Linked DNA regions of Homo sapiens: regions 2 and 3 are each linked to region 1. A link is a contact called in ENCODE Hi-C or POLR2A ChIA-PET data. All regions are on one chromosome and are shown on one strand. Each heading gives the region's core, a stretch centred on a gene start or an enhancer-like site at or near the end of the contact. The rest is flanking DNA. Distances are from core to core; before and after follow the strand shown.

Evidence for each region. Hi-C counts contacts between places; a loop is a spot of excess contacts on that map. ChIA-PET counts read pairs that join two places held with the same protein, here RNA polymerase II (POLR2A). Pooled maps may share reads with other maps.
Region 2: a pooled map shows a loop between it and region 1 (4-fold over the local background). The contact joins two enhancer-like sites. A Hi-C loop is called at or near these places in 1 of 37 single-sample maps with no recorded cell type and 4 of 50 pooled maps. POLR2A ChIA-PET finds 5 or more read pairs at or near these places in 2 of 52 experiments (both activated CD4-positive, alpha-beta T cell).
Region 3: a map with no recorded cell type shows a loop between it and region 1 (16-fold over the local background). The contact joins two enhancer-like sites. A Hi-C loop is called at or near these places in 3 of 37 single-sample maps with no recorded cell type and 4 of 50 pooled maps.

Annotation. Positions count from the first base shown.
Region 1 is chr4:40,225,893-40,229,465 of GRCh38, forward strand. All of the region lies in intron 1 of RHOH (ras homolog family member H), which reads left to right. Among named protein-coding and RNA genes, the nearest start is that of RHOH, 31 kb to the left of the region's middle. RefSeq lists an enhancer at 1,637-1,686. Within about 2 kb of position 1,544, at least 5 of the 41 ENCODE cell types and tissues checked have a DNase peak (open chromatin) inside an H3K27ac peak, as active enhancers do.
Region 2 is chr4:40,839,565-40,843,151 of GRCh38, forward strand. All of the region lies in intron 12 of APBB2 (amyloid beta precursor protein binding family B member 2), which reads right to left. Among named protein-coding and RNA genes, the nearest start is that of NSUN7, 91 kb to the left of the region's middle. RefSeq lists enhancers at 1,025-1,114, 1,135-1,234, 1,386-1,887. Within about 2 kb of position 1,572, at least 7 of the 41 ENCODE cell types and tissues checked have a DNase peak (open chromatin) inside an H3K27ac peak, as active enhancers do.
Region 3 is chr4:40,990,793-40,994,115 of GRCh38, forward strand. All of the region lies in intron 6 of APBB2 (amyloid beta precursor protein binding family B member 2), which reads right to left. Among named protein-coding and RNA genes, the nearest start is that of APBB2, 220 kb to the right of the region's middle. RefSeq lists a silencer at 321-390. Within about 2 kb of position 2,064, at least 9 of the 41 ENCODE cell types and tissues checked have a DNase peak (open chromatin) inside an H3K27ac peak, as active enhancers do.

The sequences.
Region 1 (3,573 bases), core at 294-2,793:
TCATTAGCTTGTCATCTTGGACAAGGTACTTTACTTCTCTGTGCCCTAGTTCCCCCAGCTGTAAAAATGAGACAAAAATGATATTGACCACATGCAGTCTTGTTGTAATGATTAAAGGAGGTAATTTTTATAAAGCACTTCAAACAGCGTCTGGCAAATGTGTTTATTGTTATCCTTATCTGCTAAGGGCCAGGCATTCATCTAGGCATGGGAGATAGATTCTTTTCAGTTGCCTTAAAAAAAAAATCCTGCAAACGATGCATGATTAATTCACATTTTGCAGTTGTAGTTATGTGACTTGCCCAAGGTTATACTGCTGCTCAGCAAGGGAGATGAAAATCTAACCGTGACTGTCTGGGTGCGGTGGCTCATGCCTGTAGTCCCAGCACTTTGGGAGGCTGAGGCGGGCGGATCACCTGAGGTCGGGAGTTCAAGACTAGCCTGACCAACATGGAGAAACCCCATCTCTACTAAAAATACAAAATTAGCTGGGTGTGGTGGCGCATGCCTGTTATTCCAGCTACTTGGGAGGCTGAGGCAGGAGAATCGCATGAACCCAGGAGGTGGAGTTTGTGGTGAGCCGAGATCACGCCATTGCACTCCAGCCTGGGTAACAAGAGTGAAACTCCATCTCAAAAAAAAAAAAAAAAAAAGAAAAAGAAAAAAATATCTAACCGTGACTGTCAACTCCACAACATGGGCCCTTTGCAAACAATTGCATATCGGCAGCCTTACACACTGAAACTAAAACTAAATCACCTCACTCCTTCCAGTGCTCTGGGCTGCATATCCAGAACAAATTATTAAATGCCTTGACTTCTTTTATAGCTTAAGCAATCTGCAAGTTAAGGGGTTATCCTACTTCTAGAGAATGCTGGAAAGCTTAATGATTTCTCCTAAAAAGAGATGATCCATCTCGAAGGAAGTGGATGAGAAAGGGAACAGGTGTTTAAAAAGTATTTTTATATTAAAACTGGGAGCTGTGGCTGGGTGTGGTGGCTCACGCCTGTAATCTCAGCACTTTGGGAGGCCAAGGCAGGTGGATCACTTGAGGTCAGGAGTTCGAGACCAGCCTGGCCAACATGGCGAAATCCCGTTTCTACTAAAAATACAAAAATTATCCGGGTGTGGTGGTGCATGCCTGTAATTCCAGCTACTCGGGAGGCTGAGACACGAGAATCACTTGAACCTGAGAGGTGGAGGTTGCAGTGAGCCGATCTCGCCACTGCACTCCAGCCTGGGTGACAGTGAGACTCTGAAAACAAGCAAACAAAAAACAAAAACAAAAACAAACAAAAAACATTGACAGCTACCTTTTGAGTAAAAAGCCATCAGTACACAATAAAATCTTTCTGTGGGAAAAAGGCAAAGAAATAAAGGTTGCTACTGTGTGAATAATTTGGCATGTCTATCTAGCTATATGAGCATTGTGCTTAAAATATTAAGGAAATTAAGTATGGGCTATACAATGTAGGCATAATGTGTATCTGAAAAAATCCTGTGTAGATGGAAAGTGTGCTGACTCAGCTGGTTCAGTTTCTGGGCCTCGTGTGGGCCCCCAGCAGCTTAACCACTTCTCTCAAGTCCTTGGTTTCCTCATGGGAGAAATGAGTATGTTGAATTAGATGACCTTTCAGGCATCTCATCATGCTGAGTTTTTTTTCCGCAGCAGGGAACATGCTACTTTACATTCTGTTTAGGGTTTGCTCAGTGAAGGGGGAGTACCAGGAATCTGGGGAATTCCCAGAATACCTGGGCACTATATATATATATATATTTGCAACACATTTAATCATAAAAGATTAATATCCTTAATCTCTAAAAGGATTTTAAAAGTCATTAAGAAACAATGACCGTCTTGCTGGAAAAGTAGGTAAAACTGATGACTTACAAAAGAAAAAATATATGTTGTCAAGAAACAGATGAGAAAATTTTAATCTTCACCAGTTGTAAATGAAATGCAAATGAAAACAAGTCAAACTTGCAAATATTATACCCAGTGAGAGTTGATAGAGAGATGCAGTGATAGGCCCATACATGGAATATAAATTGGTTCAATTTTTTATCTCTTCTGTTCCAGCAGTTGCTCTCATATCTATTTATCCTAAAGAAATAATCATATATTTATATTAAAAATATTCACTCAATGTTGCTATAGTGAAAATAAGGAATTATTAAACTATCCAACAGTAGGCAATTGGTTAAATAAATGATGCTATATTTACATAATGAAATTTTATGCAGCCATTTTCTATGTCAAGAATCTTGACATAGAATGTTAAATTAAGACCTAAATGTTAAATTAAGAAAAACAAGATGCCAAACTGCATATAAAGTATGGTATTCTTAGTTTTGGAAAAAAATGATGCACTGAATAAAAAACCCCAGAAAAATGTATGCTAATATTTTACAGCTTTTGGTTCTAGGTGGTAACTGATTTTTATCTTCTTTGGATCAGTGTTTTCGAAATGTTCTATAATGTGTATGTACTACTTTTATAATCAGAAAATAGGATATATAGAAATGGTCTGGAAAAAATGAGGAGAGAAGTTACAATAGGGAGGTCATCTTCAATCTGTTTGGACCAGCAAGTAAAAGCAGGAAATGCTGTCCACCACCAATGGCTTAAATATGTGTGTTGGATGGTGGTGGTGGTTGGTGGTTCTGGGGTTGGGGATGGGGGGAACCTTGAGATGTGATGGTTTTCTTAGTCAGAGATGGTGCTTTACAGCTGGGAAGTATCTTGAACTTGGTGGAGGTCTATCCAGACATCAGGCAGATTTCATATTTTCACAGACAAAGGCTACGTTTACGTCTAAGGGGAAAACACAAAATACTAAGATAGAAACCTCCAAAGCCCCCTCACCTTTTCAGACAACAAGAACCCCCAGGGCAGAGGGTCTTCCTCACTCTCAGAGTTACTTTGACTTCTCATCTGGTTTCGTGTGGGTAATGCATTTTCACTCTTGAGTTTCTTTTCTTTTTAAGGTATTTTCATTATGACGTTTGTTCTTTTGCAAAGAGCTAATTCTGCAGAATTCTACCCAGGGAGGGCCGAGGGAAGTTAGTGAAGGTAACGATACCAGTTAGAAAGTTGAGTTTGGGTCATCTCAGGGGCCTCCTTTGGCCTCCTTTGGCTTATGTTCTAGAGATGGCCCTTACTTCCCAGGAATAGATAGTGATGTCTTACTGAGTTGCAGGTAGAGTCTGTATTGAAGCGCAAGATTTTCTTCCCTGACTTGTCTGGGAATCCTTACCCAGGACTGTGGCTTTCCTCTTCCATATCCCTCCACCAGGAGGCAGGCTCTAAGCCTCTGTGCTGTCATCCTTTTGCCACTTCCATGAACATGCCTTCAAATACTTGAAAAAGTCACTATAGCGTAAAGTATACTTTTCTCTTTTGGTGATGCTTTTCTGCATTTTCTCTATAACCAGAGAGTAAGAATAAAACTACAGCTTGGGACCTGGCGCGGTGGCTCACACCTGTAATCCCAACACTTTGGAAGGCTGAGGAGGGTGGATCACCTGAGGTCGGGAGTTTGAGACCAGCCTGACCAACATGGAGAAACCCCG
Region 2 (3,587 bases), core at 322-2,821, 610 kb after region 1:
ATTCAATAAATGGTAGGTACCATATTATAAATGAGGAAAAAGAAGTCAAACAAAAAGCCTACTTTGAAATACTGTCTCCTTATCCATGAGGGATTTTTCTTTTTTCTTTTTTTTTTTTGAGGTGGAGTCTCGCTCTGTTGCCCAGGCTGGAGTGCAGTGGTGCCATCTCGGCTCACTGCAACCTCTGCCTCCCAGGTTCAAGAAATTCTCCTGCCTCAGCCTCCCGAGTAGCTGGGATTACAAGCGTGTGACACCATGCCTGGCTAATTTTTATATTTTTAGTAGAGACGGGGCTTCGCCATGTTGGCCAGGGTGGTCTCGAATTCCTGACCTCAGGTGATCCGCCCACCTCGGACTCCCAAAGTGCTGGGATTACAGGCATGAGCCATTGCGCCTGGCCCCACGAGGGGTGTTTTTTAATAAATATTTGCACTCATATGAATTATACTAAGACTTGCTAAAATGTACCCAGTGACCCTTCCCTCCCAGCTTATCTTTCTATTGATGCTATTGCAAAGGGCAGGTCCCATCTGCAAATAAGGATAAGACAGCAGCAAACGGATTGGATCCAAACATCGCACTTCTGGCACTTTAGGACAAAGGGCTTTCTCTCCTCTTTGTTTCACCTGTGCAGGGCCTAGCATGAGATCCAAAATAGAATTCAAAAGGTAAGCCCACATGAGAACACGGTGTAATTATAGGGTTCCTGGGCTATACAAAAATGTGGGTTGTTGACAGTCTGTACAAGGTCTGGAGGAAGAATGAGTCCTGTTTTCAAGACTGGATGCTTTTATTTTCTGACTGCACTTTGAAAAAATCTTGTTTTGAGAGTGGGAGGAATCAGGAAGCGAAAGTACGTAAGAAACTTCATCTTTCCAGATGGCCAATCCAGAATGACCCCCCGCAAAACACACACATGTAAGACTCTGGTTTTCTGTTCTTTTTAACCCAATGTCACATGTATCACATGCAGGCATCACTAATTTCACAAAGTTCAGGCTCTCGCTTGGTAAGCTTAACTTACTTTCTCCTTCTTTGCAAGCTTAAAAAGATGCTAAGTTTTTTAGCCTCCGAAAGGAGTATCCCAGGTACTCGTCACCTGGGTAAACACACAGGCTTAGCAGGGAATTCTTCACCAGGCACGCTCATGAGACACAGTGTGTAAATAGCAGATCTGAAATTCTACCACCTGCAATTATCGAGGTGGCTTGGGCAAACTAGAATCTGTAGCCCTCTCTAGAACAGGGTCCTGGTGTTAATATTCAGAGCAACTGCCTCCCAGCGAGGACACTCACATAAACAAGGAGGATAGGAACTAGCGAACACCTGAAAATGTCCTCCCCATTGACTCTGATGGGACTGGCTGTTATTTTACATGAAGGAGCTCACATCCACATGCACAGCCCTCATCCTCCAGAACTTTCCACCACCTGCCCCCGCCAGGGTCTCCTCAAAGTGATTTAAAAAGTCAGTGAAACCTGCAAATTCTCCTAATCACACTCTCTGGAAGACCAGCCCTGCAGGTGTCACCGCCCACTCTATGCTGTCTCTCCCTCTTAACCACTGGACTATGACAGCAGCACATCACAGGGGAAAACAGCCACCAGCAGAGGGCAGTCACAACACCAGTGTGGCAGGAAATACCAGCTGAGGACTCATCACTTCCAGCTCCCAACCAGGCAGGGAGGTTACATGACACCAACTCCGACACAAAGAGGAGATCTGCCTTCGTGTCTCTCCGCTTTGCCCAGCAGGAACCACCATCATTCATTCAAGGAGAATTATCTCCAAATTCCCTTATTCCATCAAAAGTGGAGTTTTTATTAAGTGGTAGAGCTATGGAATCATGGAGCTTAAAGTCCCCAATCAATCAAACGGGCAGGCGGACATGCAGAGCATTGGAAAAACACAACTGAGGTCAAAATCTCTTGTTTCATAGGTATGTCTTTTCTGTGGTTCTATCCTTCTTGTGGTGGAGAGGGAGGACCATATATTTTGGCTAATAATTGACACTGAAACTGAATCAGTGCTTCTGGCTAGGCTAGTAGCCTAGTGCCAACCCTTACCAATCAAATTCTAGAGAATATGTAATATAAGCACTAATATTATTTATTTATTTATTTATTTATTTAGAGACAGAGTATCCCTCTGTCACCCTGGCTGGAATGCAGTGGTGCCATCTTGGCTCACCGCAACCACTGCCTCCCAGGTTCAAGTGGTTCTCCTGCCTAGGCCTCCCAAGTAGCTGTGATTACAGGTGCCCACCACCACGCCTAGCTAATTTTTTGTATTCTTAGTAGAAATGAGATTTTGCCATGTTGGCCAGGCTGGTCTTGAACTCCTGACCTCGAGTGATCCACCTACCTCGGCCTCCCAAAGTGTTAGGATTACAGGCGTGAGCCACCACGCCCGGCCATGATATTAATTTTTCCAGAAGCATGAAAAGCCTCCTTCTACAACATGGCACATAACCTATTTCCATCACATTCACTCCCTGCCACACTGATGAGATTTTTCTCAGTCGTTAGTGAGTGACCACATTGGTGTTAGACTTAATCACTCAGCCCATCACCTTCCACAACCAGGGTCAAACACAGTAGAGAATGAGGAACGCAGATGCAATTCCAGACTCTGTTTTAAATGCTGGTGATAAGAGGCGAAACAAAACAAAACAAAACAAAAGTTCTGCCTTTCAAAGACAAGGATGGTTGTGAGGATGGCAATGCGACATGAAGAAAGCAAGTGAGCTTTGCCAGACACGTTAAGACACCACGAAGGGGGGAGAAGTGAAAATCGGCCGGTTACCTCTCTCTGAATCCGGGAAGGCGTGAGGGAACAGAGCAGAAACAACACGTTAGCATTCACACGGCATCCCGCCAATAACACAGCCCCGTTAACAGCGAGTCTGAGCACTGACAGCTCATCTAATTTCCCAACTCTGCAGCAATTAATAGGCTTTCCGTGCTTATTTTAGGTCAACTGTATCACCCAGAAGTGTGTATTTTGAGCCACATTATGATGAAGCCAAGAGATGCCAGCTGAATTTACAGAGGCAACATATCAACTGGGGGAGGTAATCAAGCTTAAAATATCACAGTCAAATACAGGAAACTGTTTGCAGTAAACACTGGCAGAGGACGTGTCTTCATTTTCCAGTTCCACCTGCTCCCAATAAAAAACATACAGAAACAACGGCATGGACATAGCCTTACCTGTTTTACCGACATTCCTGACACTCTATTAACAGAGCCACATCACTGGAATCCAGGCACTTTTCCTGAGATGCATCCTTACAGGGCAACAGGGAGGGAGGGAGGCAGCACAGGTCAAGGGCGGGTGGGAAGTGGGAGAGACAGGAGATGACAGCTCAATGGGGGAGAGATCAGAGACGTCCCAGGAAAGAGAGGAATGGAACGGAGAGAGGAACACAGTGCAAGTCTGGTTGGGGCCACACTCTTGGAGTTCCCTCCCTGAGCTACCCAGAGCTGTCCTGAGCTGCCTGGGACCCTAATGAAGTCACTTAATCCCCTGACCCATGGTGCTCACACCATTCCTTTCTGGCATTGTCACAGCCGATTTGCATGCAC
Region 3 (3,323 bases), core at 814-3,313, 770 kb after region 1:
ACTCCAAACTGTATGTGGCATCTTCTCTTCCTCTTCTGCCAAGCAGAGCAAAGACTCTAGGTTACAGCTCATGAAGGTGTAAATTGGGTTGATATGCTCTATGGAGGCAAATGGAGGAAAAAGAAAGGAAGGAAACCCTGAATGGGGGTTGGGGGCAGGGAGGGGTAAGATTTACTCTGCTAACTACATAGATTTCTGGTCATTTTGGACTGAGTTTCATTTTTTTTTTTTTTGGAGGCAAGGTTTCACTCTGTTGCCCAGGTTGCAGGGCAGTGGTGCAATCTTGGCTCACTGCAACTTTCGTCTCAGCCTCCTGAGTAGCTGGAACTACAGATGTGTGCCACTACGCATGGCTAATTTTGTTGTGTGTGTGTGTGTTTTGCTTTTTTTTTTTTTTTTTTTTTTGTAGAAATGAGATCTCACCATTTTGCCCAGGCTGGTCTCGAACTCCTGGGCTCAAGAAATCTGCCTGCCTTGGCCTCCCAAAGTGCTAGGATTACAGGTGTGAGCCACCGTGCCTTGCTGGGTTTTGATTTTTAAATTTTTTATTTTGCTTCCTGGTATTGATTTTTAAAAGTCCCCTGGAAAATGCCTTGCATTTAAAAACCCTCACACCCCTTACGATAACCTATTCTGTCCCTAAAATTAAGACTATAACTTTCAAAACACTTTAGATGAAATTGTGCTAGGCCAGAGTAAGTGATCCTATTTATTTTTTTAAAAATATGTATCCAAAAAGTACAGGGGGAAAAAAAACCTATAGTGTTCTAACTATAGCAATTTCCTCCTGCTTTTATCCCTGTGTCTGAAGTGAGGTCATTTTTGTTTGTTTTTGGCAAGTGAACAGAGAAAAGAAGAAAGAAAAACACACACACACACCCTAGACTTTTCACCCCCTCCTCCTAAAACAGACACACTTGTTAATTTACAGCTTTGAAAATCATCTGGGTAGTTCTTCCATAATTCACCATCTTCCTTGGTTTTCTAGGATTTTTTTTAGAACCTTCAGACCCCAGAGGGCATTTCACTTGAAGATGCTACTCGTCTCATCCCTTCAGAAGGTGGGCTGAGGTTTCCTTAAGAATCTTCTATGAGAGTGGTCTGCAATTAGAAAGTTATAACAATTCTACCTGTGAGGGTGTTCTACAATCAGAACACTGCTCTCACTCTCCCTCCTCCTCCCCATCTCTCTCTCTCACACTCACGCACAGACACCACACACACCACACTCACACTGAAATTAAGAGTGAAAACTGTTAAGGCTAAAAATACTACAGAGAGAAAAGCATCTTTGCTAACACTTAATACTCAGAACAACTTTTTGAAAGTGAAAATGACGATGCTTTACCTGACTGATTATCAATGCAGCTGCCTTTTTTGTTTGTTGCTTGTTTTTAAGAGACAGGGTCTCACTCTGTTGCACAAGCTGGAAGCCAGTGGCATAATTATAGCCTTGACCACCTGGGCCCAAGTGACATCCTCTGCCTCAGCCTCCCGAGTAGCTGGTACTAAAGGTGCACGGCACTACACTTAGCTAATTTTATTTATTTATTTATTTTTGGTAGAGATGGGGGGGGGTCTTTCTATGTTGCCCATGCTGGTCTCAAACTCCTAGCCTCAAACTATCCTCCCACCTCAGCCTCCCAAAGCACTGGGATTACAGGTGTGAGCCACTGCACCAGATTGACACAGCTTTTTAGTTCGCTTCAGCAGCTATAGATTTACCTTCTGATGTAGTTAAACAACATTTTAGATACGTGCTGAACAGCAGTCTTGGACACCTCATTAATATGTAGTAAGGAAGAGAGCAAACCAACACTTGGAAAATTGTTCAATGAGGTGTGTGAAATGACTGGATGGAAACGCTGGTAACCCCTGGAAGTAACGCGGGAAGTATGAAGCCAGCGAGCAGGAGTATCACGAGCAGAAGACCGACCCCCGATGTCCAGGCCAGGGAGCTGCACCACCCTCAGGACCCATCACCTTCCTCACCCCTTCAAGTAAGACCGAGGCTCATGGGCAATGACGAACAAGCCAAACCACAGGGCCGGATGGAGATAGGCCGGCCTGCCATGTGCAGGATCTCTACGTTGTGAAACACTGTCTTCCTGCCTACTTGTTCTAGTCTACTCTGCTGCTTATCTGAAGTTATTTTCTGTTTGTGTACACAATCGTAGTCCCTCTTTTACTCTCTCTCTGTGCTTTTCCTTCAGTGGGAGAATTAATTTTCCATACCAGAATATTTATAAAATCCAATTTTTGCTGAGCCCTTACTACATGGCAATCACTACGTTCTGTGCCCCACATGTCTTGTTTCAGTTAATCATCACAACCACCCCACAAGGCAGAGACTATTATTAACCCTATTTGACAGAGGAGGAAACGTATGGTGTTAAGTGACTCAGCCACAATCATCCATTTAGTAATAGCACAGCTGGGATTTAAATATTCAGTGTTCATAGTGCAGTAAAGCTTATGGCACAAATTCCATTTTAGGGACAAGAACAAGAGAAGAGATTTCCAGTAGTTTAATTTCTGGAGCACAGGAGCAATTAAGAACTCTTCTCTCTTTTTTTTTTTTTTTTTTTTTTTTAACAAAAATGTTTTTTGAGACAGGGTTACCCTTTGTCTCCCAGGCTGAAGTGCAGTGGTGTGATCTTGGCTCACTGCAGCCTTGACCTCCGGGGCTCAAGGAGATCCTCCCACCTCAGCTTCCTGAGTAGCTGGGACTACAGGCACGTGCCATCATACCCAGCTAATTTTTTGTTTATTTTTTATAGAGATGAAGTCTCATTATGTTGCCCAGGCTGGTCTCAAACTCCTGGCCTCAAGCAATCCTCCTGCCTCAACCTCCCAAAGTGCTGGGATTACAGCATAAGCCATCATGCCTGGCCACTTCTACTTGATTCTATCAAAAACAAAAGAAAATATTATTTTTTAAAAGAAAATAAATGTTTTCCACGTTTTTCATTAAGGCTGTGATTCTTGTTAAATGTTAGCCAGATCAGTATCCATTATAATAGGAACACAGCACTTCAAACACAACAGAAGGCCCTAACTAAAGCAGTTCCTGTGTCAGAATCTGAGCCATGCTTCTCAAATGATGCATAGAGGAGGAAGTTAAAATGCAGGTTCCTGAGACCCACTACCTGCGTCTGAGTCTGTAAGGCACAGGTAGGGCCCAGGTATCTACATTTAAAGAAACACCTAGGAGAGGCTGGGCGCGGTAGCTCACACCTGTAATCCCAGCACTTTGGGAGGCCAAGGCAGGCAGATCACAAGGTCAGAAGATCAAGACCATCCTGTGAATGGTGAAGCCCCGT